Regions from separate parts of the Homo sapiens genome. Here all the other regions are linked to region 1. Evidence: chromatin loops called from intact Hi-C (ENCODE). Cell type or tissue: heart right ventricle. All regions are shown on one strand. Each heading gives the region's core, and the rest is flanking DNA. Links, peaks and the distances in the headings are about the cores only.

Region 1 (4,139 bases), core at 973-3,472:
TCAATAATCCGTTTTTTAAAATAAGCTTTAAAAGCTTATTTTGAGGGTAGCAACATGGCGTTCCCAACTACTTATTTTGCCAAATAGATACATTTAAAAAAAAAAATCAACTGCTTCTCTCTTCATTTCACAAAAGGAAGAAGATTTTAAGCCTCCACTCTCCAGAAAAGGATCGACGTAAACATAAACCCAGAATAAACCTTAGCTTTAGGAGAAGCTAGGGCACTGGTCTGTTTTTTCCTCATCTCACCAAGGACAGTGGCCTGGTCCTGGCGTCCTGGCCCATGCTGGGACATCCACAGGTCAAAGCAGTTTATCAGACTGAAGTATTCCTGGGAATCCGAAATTGCTCTGTTACAGTTTTTTACTGTGGTAAAATATACAACATAAAATGTACTAGTCTAACCAATTCTAAATAAAATTTAGTGACACTTAAGTACATTCAAATTGTTTTGCAACCATCATTACCACCTGTCTCCAGAACTTTCTCATCTACCCCAGATGAAACTCTATCCATAAACACCAACTCCCATACCCTATCCCTCAGCCCTGGGAAACTATCATCCTACTTTCTGTTTCCGTGATTTTGGCTACCCCTAGGTACCTTCTATAAGTAGAATCATACAATATTTGTCTTTTTGTGACTGGCTTATTTCGCTTAGCATGAAATTTTCAAAGATCATCTATGTTGTAACTTGTCAGGATTGCCTTCCTTTTTAAGACTAAATTATATTCACGTGTGTGTGTGTGTGCACATGTATACACCACAGTTTGCTTATCCATCCATTGATGAACATGTGAGTTGTTTCCACCTGTTGGCTACGGTGCTCCATTAGAACTTTTATTTTTTTCCCATGACAACCATCTCAGATGTGTAACATAAGCAGATTCTGAATCATCTTGCTAGTGTCTTACAACTGAGCCCAGGTCTGGAATCGCCATGCCTGGCATCTGCTTCTGCCTTCCCTTGGCACGTGCTCCACATGTGACAATCTCAAGGTACTTCACATTTAAACACACTGGTGGAGGAATAAAGTCATCGCAAGGCTCATAGTAACATAGGCATGCAGTGCTCAAAAGAACTTTTTGCTACAACAGTCTGTATTCTGCTTATAGTGTGAGCTAACGTGTTGGGTGGCCCCACCTTTGTACATCACTATCGGCAAAGTACAATAGGAAATAACCAACAAAAAAATTTCTAGACCCAATTCTAATAAGCATTGGATAAAATATTCATTTGATGCAGATTTCAATGCACTTCAATGCTAATCACACCTTCTAGTGCAGAAGACACCTTCCCATCATTAACTGATGCCTCATTCAGATTGACATTGGAAAAACTGATTTCCAGCAAAACTTGGCTTTCATATGAAGCCTGAAATTTCTAAACTAGTAAACAAAGCCCTGAAGTTATTCATCTTTTTCTCATAACTTACTTGCGTGTACAGAAATTTTCTGAACTAGCATCATTGAAGTTAAATCCTTTAATTTAATACAAATTAAACTTAGGGTTCAGCCTCAGATTTGTGCTTCTAGTCTTAGCCAGTGATTTGGGATTTAGCAAAATGATATCATCCACTCTATTTGATGAATATTATTATTTTGAATAGTACTGGTTTTGTAAGCATAAGAAATGTATATCTAAACTTAATGTGCATATATAGTATAATAATAAAAAGGATGTTAGTCAATAGCAGAATGCACAAAGACAATGTTGTCCCTTTAAAAGACGTCCATGCATTTCTCAAGTTGGAGAGGCACTGGTCTCAAGCTCTATCCCTGGAATGCTTCCCCTCATGTAAGAAGCAGTGGGGCAGGTCAAACTAATTAAGTGTTCCTAAAAGCAGAGCTCACCAAATACCGTAGCTGCAGAATAACAACACCAAGAGTCAGCCAGCAGCTTAGAGTGGTGCACCAAGGGGAATGACCCCGGCAGACACCAAATTAAAAGCTCCTATTTCACGTCCTCTAAGTAGCTCTTTCCTTTCAAGCTGCGACCTCTACCGCAGCCATGGAGAATGACATCTTTTCCCTACTCCAGTGGGTAAGCACTCTGTCCTCCAGCTTCTGGGCCAAATTGCAACCAAACAATCTATCAGGCACTCCCATGGGATAGTCAGACATTTGCCCTTCGATCTATAACACAATTTGACCTTTTTTATGCGGAGGTAAACACCACGTGTCACCTCTGAAAACTCAGCCTTGGAATCAAGCACATCTGGAATCAGCCTATAAATGTAGTCCTGAGATTAATGTTGAACAAGAAGGAAGGCTAAGGGTATTCCGCTTCTGATTTCCACTTACTGACAATTCTCACTTAGCAGCAATGTTCGCCTTCCACATGCGGACACCTGAACACTACCCCCCTGTCAAGAACACCACGCTTACACTGGCTGAAAACAAGCTTCAGAACACCTTGGAATACAGTTTAGCTTCCTTTGAATCCCCAGCATGTGCTTTTGCATATCTCTGTCCTCCAAGGGCAGAATCAGAAGTGATGAAGCAAGAGTTCAAAAATGTTCAGCTGCATAGTATTCCCAACGAGGCTCACTCACACAGTTACCTGCACAGCATCCCCAAGGAGGCTCACTCACACGGTTACCTGCACAGCATCCCCAAGGAGGCTCACTCTCACCGTTACCTGCACAGCATCCCCAGCGAGGCTCACTCTCACGGTTACCTGGGGTACATTTTTAAACTCTGTTTTCACTGCTTATCATTATGACCACAAGTTCCAGTGTTTCAGGGTAGGAATTGGTACCATAAATTGAAATCTTAGAAACTCACAAATGCACAGAAAATGTTCAAAGTTGCCATCTTCTCCAGAAAGGTTATACTTCCAAGAAACCAAAAATAGAAAGAGAAGCATGAAAGTGTCTTGTCTTGAGCCTAATTGAAGTAAGTCTACATTTGGAGGAAAAGTAAGTAACGCCATATAAAATCCTCATTGCACAAAAATGATCTCCCTGTTAATATATGGAAATGAGCCTCGCAGATCCAGAGTTCAAAACACAGATTGTCGGCCTAGTGCAGTGGCTCACGCCTGTAATCCCAGCACTTTGGAAGGCCAAGGTGGGTGGATCTTTTGAGCCCAGGAGTTCGAGAACATGGTAAAACCCTGTCTCTACAGAAAATTTTAAAAATTAGTCAGATGTGGTGGTGCCTGTGCTCCCAGCTACTTGGGAGGCTGAGGTGGGAGGATTACTTGAGCCCAGGAGGTCAAGGCTGCAGTGAGCCATGATCACACCATTGCACTCCAGCCTGGGTCACAGAGTGAGACCCTGTCTCAAAAAAAAAAAAAACAAAAAACAAAAAACACACACACACACATCATCTCTAACCCTAGTTATACAACTAACATGTTGCTCAATGGCACTGACTACAGAAGATGCCCTGTTGAGAAGGAGGAAGACTACTTCCCAGTAAGATTGTTTCACATTAAATGTAACGTATTTCATGTCATATGTAAGCACAATTTGGGGGGGTTCCACATTTGCACAAACTGCATTATTTAAATAGTGCCTCTTAGCATCAGCTCATCAGCTCCTGCAGTGTGTGCCAGAATTTAGCAGCACAATGTGATTGTATCACAAACATCCTGGCCCTCCTCACTTTACCTCTGAAACCACTTTTGGTGACTGACCTGCTTTCTTGGAGGCCTTATCAGCCTCTTCTCCCCTTCCGATTGTAGATCTGATCTCCTGCCTGACATTCCTGTGTTTAGACTGTCTGGCCAACGGCACTTCCCTTCGCTGTTTAACAAATAGGTTTCCGCAGCCTGTGGAATTTTTTGTTTGTTTGTTTGTTTTCCACACAAGGCTGAGTGTACCACTTTCTGGGAAGTTTCTAGTTATTTCAGGGAATTCCTAGTTTTGTCAGGGAGTTAAGCTTCCCGTTTTTCTAGGTGAGTGTCCCAAAGTTAACATGTGAGATCAGCTGAATCACAAAAACAATTCTGGCCTTCAAGAAAATTTTGTTTGCCTTTATGTTTGATAAGAGTGAACAGGAAAGAAAATAAAATTCCTCCAAATCCATGCCATTTCTCATGTTCTTGCCCCAACTTCAATCCATCCAAAGTAATGCCAATTCATCACCATTAGGTGTTCCTAATGTACTCTTTTCACTAAAAAAGATTAGAA
Region 2 (4,139 bases), core at 589-3,088, 110 kb before region 1:
CTCTCCAAAGTCATACCCAATTCTTGGAGATACCAAGTCAAAATAAACTTAGGAGAGAGAATTCCTGAAGCTCATAGCAGTGTATGAGCCCACTGATCTCCATTCTGCGGCTTTGAAATCTCCTTGTGTGAAAGGATATTCAGGAACCTGATAAGGGCAATGGCTGCAGTCCCTGGATTATGGTGCTGGGGGCTCTTAATAGGTGAGACTCATTGTGAAATCTGCGCCCTAAAGTGCAGCTAGAACTAAAGCCCTCCTCCACCTAACCTGAACTTTACACTGTCTAGCTGATACTTCAGCTTTACTTCCAATTTCTTCCCCACTACACCCCCTCTTTTCATGGGGATAGGTGAAGTGATAAAAATGGAAGAGAAGAGGAGCTCATGGGGGAACCGCTTGGCAGGGGCACTTACGCCAGTGTAAACCTCAGACCAGTCTGGGCAACAGAATCCCCTCAAAGTCACTCTGCATTCTTCCTGTACAGCCTTTAAAAGTAGTATCGCTGGCACCATCTGCCCCCCGTTAGGCAGTCCTGCTGTTGAAATTTCTGAGCTGCAGGAATGTTATCCATTTCAGTATGTTCACATTAAAATCAGTGCAGAAAGGAAAAATCTTCACTAGCTGCTTCAGCAGAACTCAGAAAGAGCAGCACAGCAGCGTTCCTTTCTCCTGAGCCCTGAAATTCGTGGTAAAGCACCGTCTTGTGGGTTCCCAAAGAGATTTGCTTACAAAGATCGGTGTAGGCGAGGCTGATTGGGTCTCCGGAGATCTCATCCTCTGACAGCTCGCTGCACCCCGCGGAATCTCGCTTTAGGTGTGTAACTGCCTGCCTGACACCTGACCCTTGCTCTCCGCAGCCTGACTCCAGGCTCTTGCAACTGTCCCCCAAGGCGCGGCCGACTCGCAAATGGGGCCGGCCTGGGCAGGGAGCGGCCCCCCGGCTGCCGCCGGACAGCCACATTTTAAGGCCTTGTAGTCACTTTCTCGCTAGTTCGAGGAAAGTTTTTGTACATTTTCATAAAAGGAGACCAGAAGAGAACACCCTCCTCTCACTTCCTAATATATTATGTCCTCCCCTGCCGAGTCCGGGGACTTAGTCTGGATTTGGTAACTGAAGTAATATAAATGTTAGCTAAGAAGTATTCCCGCAATGTGGTTCCAATTTAAGCTTGTTTTGAAGTCTAAAGGCCCAATATGTCTCATAGATTCTTCGCTGGACATTAGCACTAATGTAATTTGCCGAGGAGCGCAGGCCTCTATCTAGAAGGCGGCCGGGGCCCTCTGCGGATCAGGGCGCTTTCCCAGTGCCAGGGGGACTCCTGCCTTCGCCGGGAGCTCCCCCCACGGCTTTTGATGTTGGAGGCTTTGCTCAGGAAATTGCCTTATACTTGCCAGAGTTGCAGATAAATGGAACAAGGTAAGTGCTGTACCCTGTCACCACCCTCACTCCTCTCCCGAATCGGGAAGGACGCAGCCCAGGCTAAATGTATCCTTTCTCTGCAAGCTGTTTGCACTTTACTTCAATAACATCTCTCTCCCAACACTGACTTGATTTGCGAAGACACGCATGCCTTTTCCGAGTTGGACTGACGCACGCCCTCCCGGAGCCCGCCCCCCATCCGCAGCCCAGTTCGGCGCTCACACTCCTCCGGAGCCCCCGGCTGCATTCCCGTAATGAGCATCCCCCTGGAACTGCCTGCCCTTTATCTTGCTGGGGGGACCCGCACCTTTTGAACTGCCATCTGTAGATTGTGTTGGTGCACTGACTTGTTAACTGTGCCACGCTGTGAAGGAAATGGCATGATTTAGATCAAGTGCTCACGACGGCTGTTCATAAGAAACACTTGAGCCAAGCTGTTGCTGCTCAGAATGTGCCCTGGGGAGAGGGGTTCCGTTTCGGGTCACGGTCCTGCCTTGTATGAGGGCAGGCGCAAAGCGCTGCAATCCCGGGGCTTCGCTGGGGCTGGAGGGAGGGGGTGGGGAGAAACATTATGAAACCATAGAAGCGAGGCTGCCAAATTAACTTCTCACCCTTTCAATCACACTCCAGAGGATAAAAGCCTAACGTTTCTGCCTCAGAAACAGGCTCGGTTTACACCAAACAAGTTATTTCTCTGATTTATCAGCCCAGCCAGCTATCCTTCTAATTACTGAAAATCTCCGCTGTTTATGAAACTACTTTTGTAGGTGTTCAATGAACAAGGAGCTAGGAAATGGGTGTTGGAAAGTTTTTGTGGACAGAACTTTCCCCACGACTGCTTATCAAAGTAAATAAAAAGCAAAAGGTTTCTGGCTTCAGTTGTTTCGTTTCCATGAAAATGTTTCTGCTTGTTCCAATGGGCAAAAATAAAGTTGCAGAACCATAAATTCAGGTAAGCACAGATCATTCAATCTTCACTCCTAAATTGCATGTATCTGTAAGGAAGATTTATTTGGGAAGGCAAAAGTAAAACTGAGAAAGAGTGAGGGAACAGGGGAACCCTTTAGCTTAATTCATCAACTCCCAGGCTTGTTCCAAGGACACTGATTTGTCCATTATATGGAAATAGATGATTAGGGTCATTCTCTAAGACAAATTTACTTTTCTGCACACTCTAAATCTGTTTAGTCACTTTAAAGGTGTCAATTATTGGAACAGGCTAAGACTATGAATTTCTTAGTAATAGCTTTAATAACATTTTGAAATGAAAAGCAGATACCTTGAAGTCAGCCTACTTTGAAAGGACATATGAGCAGCTCTGGTTTTAATTTGTGTAGCATTCTACATCTGGAATCCCTTATAATTAAAACTAAAAACTGAACTACTACTTCCACCTGTCAAATGATGAAAAGATGAATGCACTAATAAGTTACTAAATAGCCCAACATGATAGAGTTTACATTCTCATTCTATACAGTAAAACAGAATTTTGGACAGGAGGCTAAAGGTCTTTGGTCATTACTAATAACACTCTTTCAGTATTAACCTGTATGTCCTGCTGCAACTACTGACGGGGTCTTTTTTACATTAAGAGCTAATTTTGGCTAAGTCTTTGTTTTAAAAGCAAATATAGATTTTGGAAAGAATATGTAAAGCACATAAACTGAGACGTACTTTTCATCCCACACTTTGTTTTCATCGTTTTCAAAACCCTTCTAATGGCTTCCAATAACAATTGCATAGAGTTGTTAAGTGCAGTATTTACAAATATTTACCAAGCACCCACAGTATGCAAGCATGTGTTTAGCACTGCGGATACAGTTCTGATCACGATAAATCTTTGTAGGTAATTTAAAGTTGGGAAAATTTGTAATTTTTTCCCATTCCTTCAGAATAACAAAAATCACATTTTTGCCTAGATTCTGATAAGAAAAAAGAGTTTTCTAAAGCTTTTGCTTTCACTCCAATTAAAACAACAATGGTCATTAAAATGCTCTCAGACTGTCACTGGTGATCAGAAGGTTAATTATTTTAAAATGTAAATCCTGAGTTGTAATCCCTATTGAAGCTGTTTGGAACAACTCCCCCTGCCGAGGCTGAGCTGTGTGGGCGGCCCCGAAAGGCTCATTTTTCTTACTGCGCAGACCTGCCTCTCTGTTGTGAAATAAAAATGGAAATATCACATTTTGAAAAAAGCATTGATTCTCCTAGAAAAAAAGTAGTGAAGAGTTTTGCCAGCAGTTGAAGGGTCTTTCCAGGAGTGGACTCTGGCTTGTCTTAATTGTTCCATTCAGCATAGTGACTCCCATTGGCACAACAGAAAGCAAGCAAGGCCTGGAGGCAGCCATGATCACAATGCACCAAATTCTCCCTCTGTGAAAAAGTATACCCAGGAAGAGAATGCCAGTCTGGTTTCACTCTTTTGGACCACTGGGGACTCCATTAAATTGTTGCTTTAGTATCCCTCTCTATACATGGCTACTTTCCTTTAGAGGAAAAGTATGATCTGGCTACCACACACTTGTCCTCAGACACAGCTTACAAAGTGGCCACCCAAGACCTCAATCCAGCCTGAAGACATGCTTCCCAAGGCCAACGTGTTTTAAAACCCAGGAGATTCCTAGCAGCATTGTTCACAATAGCCAAAAGGTAGAAGCAACCTAAGTGTCCATCAATGAGTGAATGGATAAAATAAAATGTGGTATATACATACAACCGA
Region 3 (4,139 bases), core at 631-3,130, 900 kb before region 1:
TGGTTTTTACATTGAAGTCTATGGTTGATATTAGGTGAATATTTATATACATATGGTATGAAGTATGAATCAAGATTCAGTCTTTTGTATATGGGTGTCCATTTGTTCCAGTATGATACTTTATTGCATTATCTTTGATATATTGTATTTTGATAAATAACATAAACCAGTAATCTGCATATATTGTCAAATGCTAGTTCATAAGCTTCTTTGGCTGGATTTGTTTTGTGTCACATGTGTAGCTAAGATAACAAACTATGCTTGAAGAGGATAATCGGTGCTTCTTAGGGCAGGTTGAATTTTCACATTTTTCTCCAATGTATCAGCACACATTCCACTTTATTTTGTGAGCTGACCCATTTAGAAGTCCTGACCTCCCTTAGAAAAAAAGCAAAACGTACTCTTTACTTTTGGGTTTGCTTAGTTTAAAGCTTTTCATAATTTTAAAACCAAAACTAGAATAAATTCCTAATTGATGGCTCTTTGGAATTTAGAATGCACTTTTGCATAGAAGTAATGTTTGTAAATGATGGTCATTCATAAAAGAAAAACTTCAGCATAATTAAATTTAAAGGAGTTTAATTGAGGAATGAGCAATTCGCAAATCAGGCAGCCTCCCGAGCCAGAGCAGGCTCTGAGACTCCAGCGCAGCTATGTAGGGGAAGAAGATTTATGGACAGAAAAGGGAAAGTGACATACAGAAAAGGGAAAGTGACGTACAGAAAATGGAAGTGAGGTACAGAAATAGCCAAATTGGTTACAGCTTGGCATTTGCCTTATTTGAACACCGTTGAAACAGTTGTCTACAGTTGATTGGCCAAAACTTGGTGATTGGCACAAATGTAGGCTACAGTTGGTTTACACTTCCACTTACTATAGTTCACAATGTACGGCAAAACCTTTAGGCCGAACTTAAAATATGTAAGGAGGTTTAGCTTTAGGCTAAGCTTGATTTAACATTACATACCCAGACTATCTTATAAATATTTGATTTATCTATCATGAAGAAGAAATACTATTTATAACAAGGATAAAACCAGCAAGTACATGGACCCCTGTGGAAGTTTTGATGAGAAATTACTGAAAAGATTTTAAGTATTATAGACACTGGTTCTTAAGTAGAACAAATTTAATCCCCAAGAATATGGCTTTCCTTTTTCTTGATACAGCAGCATGATTATTTTATGCATTACTCATGATGGTGTGGAGATGAGTGATAGTCATTAAATACTGATTATGTGCAATTAGATAAGGCTTTTCTTAAGTCATCTCATTCCTCTAAGAACTCTGTGAAGTAGCAAATTTATCTCCATTTTATGGATTTGAAAACTGACATTTAGAAAGGCCATACAATTTGCTCAACATCTCACAATTAATGCATTGGCTCTGGAATTAAAATTCAGTTCTGTCTGATTTCAGAGCTCACTATTCTCTGATGATTGGGTGAACATTTTGGCTAGTGAAATAAATGATGAAGGGAGAGAGATCCTCCTTCAAAGAGAGAGGATTGAGGAGAAAGGGAGTTAAAGGAGATGAGTGTATGTAAGTGAAAAAGGTTAAGGGAGAATTGAATGAACCCTGAGTGATGACTTAATAGAGGTAGATATATTCTGCCAAAAAGTCCTTGAAGAGGAATAAAAGAATAGGGTGTAGAAAAGGGAAGTCAAATAAAGGAGTTCTACCTTCTGACCACTAGGTGACACCATTGACAGAGAACACCTTGGCTGCTGTCTGGAGGTTGGTGGTGAGGGTGGTGGGGGGTGGTGCGTGAGGCAGGGAGCCAGGGAGAGACAGTGAAGAAGGTTTTAGGAGTAAGTTGCAGGTCATCCACATAAGGGACATTTGAAGCAGTCAGAAGTGATGTCAGTCACATGGAGAGTGCCTTATGGAGAAAGGCGTCCAAAGTGTATAGCCTGTTCAGGTGTCACTGTTGATCTTAATGTGAATCATTTCTATTTCTACCAAACACCAAGTAGGGAGGCAGTGTCAGTATAGGGATTAAGAGCAAGGAATCTGGAGCTTGGCTTTATAGGTCTGGAACCTGGCTCTGCCACCACCAACTCAGGCAAGTCACCCAATCTTTCTAAGCCTCAGTTCCTTTCTCTGTAAAAGGGATATAACAATATCTACCTCAAAGAGATGCTGTGCAGATTAAATGAAATGATAAATGTAAAGCACTTGGTATGGTGCCTTCCCCAAAACATACTTGTTTAATGCTGTCATTATTGTTAGGTAGAATTTTTTTTTTAAAAAGACAGCTAAATTAAAATTAAAATGAATGAATTAATACATTTCCAGAACAGTAAGAGACAGGTTTTTTAGTTCAGATAATGCAATTTCTTTTGCTTTTGTTGATTGTACACAAAACACTATCAGTTTAGAGGAGCACTGCATTTTAACTTCTTATATGCTTTTTAATTTCTTAATTGAAAAAAGCTCTATTCTTGCATATTTTGCTAAGAGATCACATAAATATTGTAGCATTCATGGTCAACTCTAGGCAAAATTTCAAGATGGTGAAATTCATCCTTGATGCGTTCTCAGCTCTCAATTCCATCTTTGTGCCCTTCAGTCTCTCTTCCCCACCTCCATTCTTCTCAACCTTCCTTTCTCTTCTCCTAATATTTCTAATGATCTTAATCTGCTCTTCAGCTACCACTGACCACTCTAAGAAACACCCCAGAAATGCGTTTCCTCTCGTGTCTTCCCAATCCAAAACTTTAAAGTTACTTCTTTCTTGTTCACCTCATTCCCCACAGACTCCAACTCAGTCAATCCTTCTATTTTTGGAGATCAAAAACTGGATTTGACTAACTAATAATAAATAGAGAACGAACAGATATTTTTACCATCCCCAGGAGTGTTCACATTTTGTGAAGACTTTTTAACTGAGATAAACCTGTAGCAGATTGTGTGTCAAGCCATATGAGAAACTTAAATGAAGAGTTTTGGGTATTCTGAAGGAGGGCTTAGGAATGGAGTGACTTTCCTTAAGGTGGCCCTAAGCACTAAGGTGGCCACCAAGGAAATACAGATCATTGAAAATTCCCCAAAACTCAGAGATTTTCATTTACTCAGTAATTTAAAATTCTTGCTAAGCTTTTTGAAAGTGTTGTTTGCAATTGGAAAAATTCTCTTTAATTGCTTTGTCTCTCTTATTTTACAGTGTCTCAACACTATTAGTGTGGCAGAAGCCCCTGGTTACTTTCCCATAGCCATTCTCCTTTCTTTCCACAGTAATACAACCCTTAATTTTATAACGGTCATAATAAAAACCACATTCCCCAGCTTCCCTTGCAGCTAAGAGTAACCTTGTGTTTACCTTTTGGACAATAGAATGCAAACAGGAATGTCATTTGCAACTTAAGGAGTATCCTTACAGGAAAGGGCTTACAGTTCTTCCCCTTTCTCTTTCCAGTTGGCTGGAAGGCAGATATAAAGACTAGAGCTCTAGACAGCATTTTGAATCAGGCTACTGAAATTCATTCCTTATAGGGGACACAACAGCAAGTGGGCATGATCCTGGTTACATGATGAACAAATCAAGTTACTGTACCAGCTTTGGACTGCTCATTTCTGGAACTTGGAAATAATAGAACACTTTGTGTGTTTAAGCCACTATTGTGTTTTTTATCACGTACAGCTGAATTTAATTCAAGCTACCTGTCGCTGATAGAAAGTTATAGGTGAGGCCAGGTGTGGTGGCTCACGCCTGTAATCCCAGCACTTTGGGAGGCCGAGGTGGGCAGATCACGAGGTTAGGAGTTGGAGACCAGTCTGGTCAACATAGTGAAACCCCGTTTCTACTAAAAATATTAAAAATTAGACAGGTGTGATGGCGGGCACCTGTAATCCTGGCTACTCGGGAGGCTGAGGCATGAGAATTGCATGAATCCTGGAGGCGGAGGTTGCAGTGAGCTGAGATCATGCCATTCCACTTCAGCCTCGGCGACAGTGCGAGACTCCGTCTCGGAAAAAAAAAAAAAGAAAGAAAGGAAAAGAAAGTTATAGGTGAATTAAATAACCTGCTCATGGATAATTCTCAATACAAGAAAAGTTTAATTCAAATTCACTAAGACAATTAGGTGACTTTTTTTTGCAGTTAGTATCTGTAATACATGGCCTTAACCTGTTAGCAG

Evidence for each region. Hi-C counts contacts between places; a loop is a spot of excess contacts. Peaks named below come from ENCODE experiments on the same cell type or tissue, not always from the same donor. Only the 100,000 strongest peaks of a DNase experiment are listed, where the experiment ranks them.
Region 2: a loop joins it to region 1, with 2.1 times the contacts of the local background. A loop is called at or near these places in 5 of 110 quality-filtered maps.
Region 3: a loop joins it to region 1, with 2.9 times the contacts of the local background. A loop is called at or near these places in 22 of 110 quality-filtered maps.

Annotation. Positions count from the first base shown.
Region 1 is chr14:54,327,319-54,331,457 of GRCh38, forward strand. No RefSeq gene overlaps it. Among named protein-coding and RNA genes, the nearest start is that of CDKN3, 68 kb to the right of the region's middle. In heart right ventricle, for the core only: CTCF peaks have their summits at 2,013 and 2,213; a DNase peak (open chromatin) is centred at 1,953; H3K27ac peaks cover 804 bases.
Region 2 is chr14:54,218,660-54,222,798 of GRCh38, forward strand. No RefSeq gene overlaps it. Among named protein-coding and RNA genes, the nearest start is that of CDKN3, 180 kb to the right of the region's middle. RefSeq lists an enhancer at 2,206-3,118. In heart right ventricle, for the core only: no CTCF peak of the experiment used is centred there; DNase peaks (open chromatin) are centred at 1,647 and 1,881; H3K4me3 peaks cover 1,247 bases; H3K27ac peaks cover 717 bases; H3K27me3 peaks cover 1,698 bases.
Region 3 is chr14:53,430,766-53,434,904 of GRCh38, forward strand. The region is part of intron 2 of LOC105370504 (a long non-coding RNA gene); the gene reads left to right. Among named protein-coding and RNA genes, the nearest start is that of DDHD1-DT, 280 kb to the left of the region's middle. In heart right ventricle, for the core only: a CTCF peak has its summit at 1,690 (motif pointing right); a DNase peak (open chromatin) is centred at 1,763.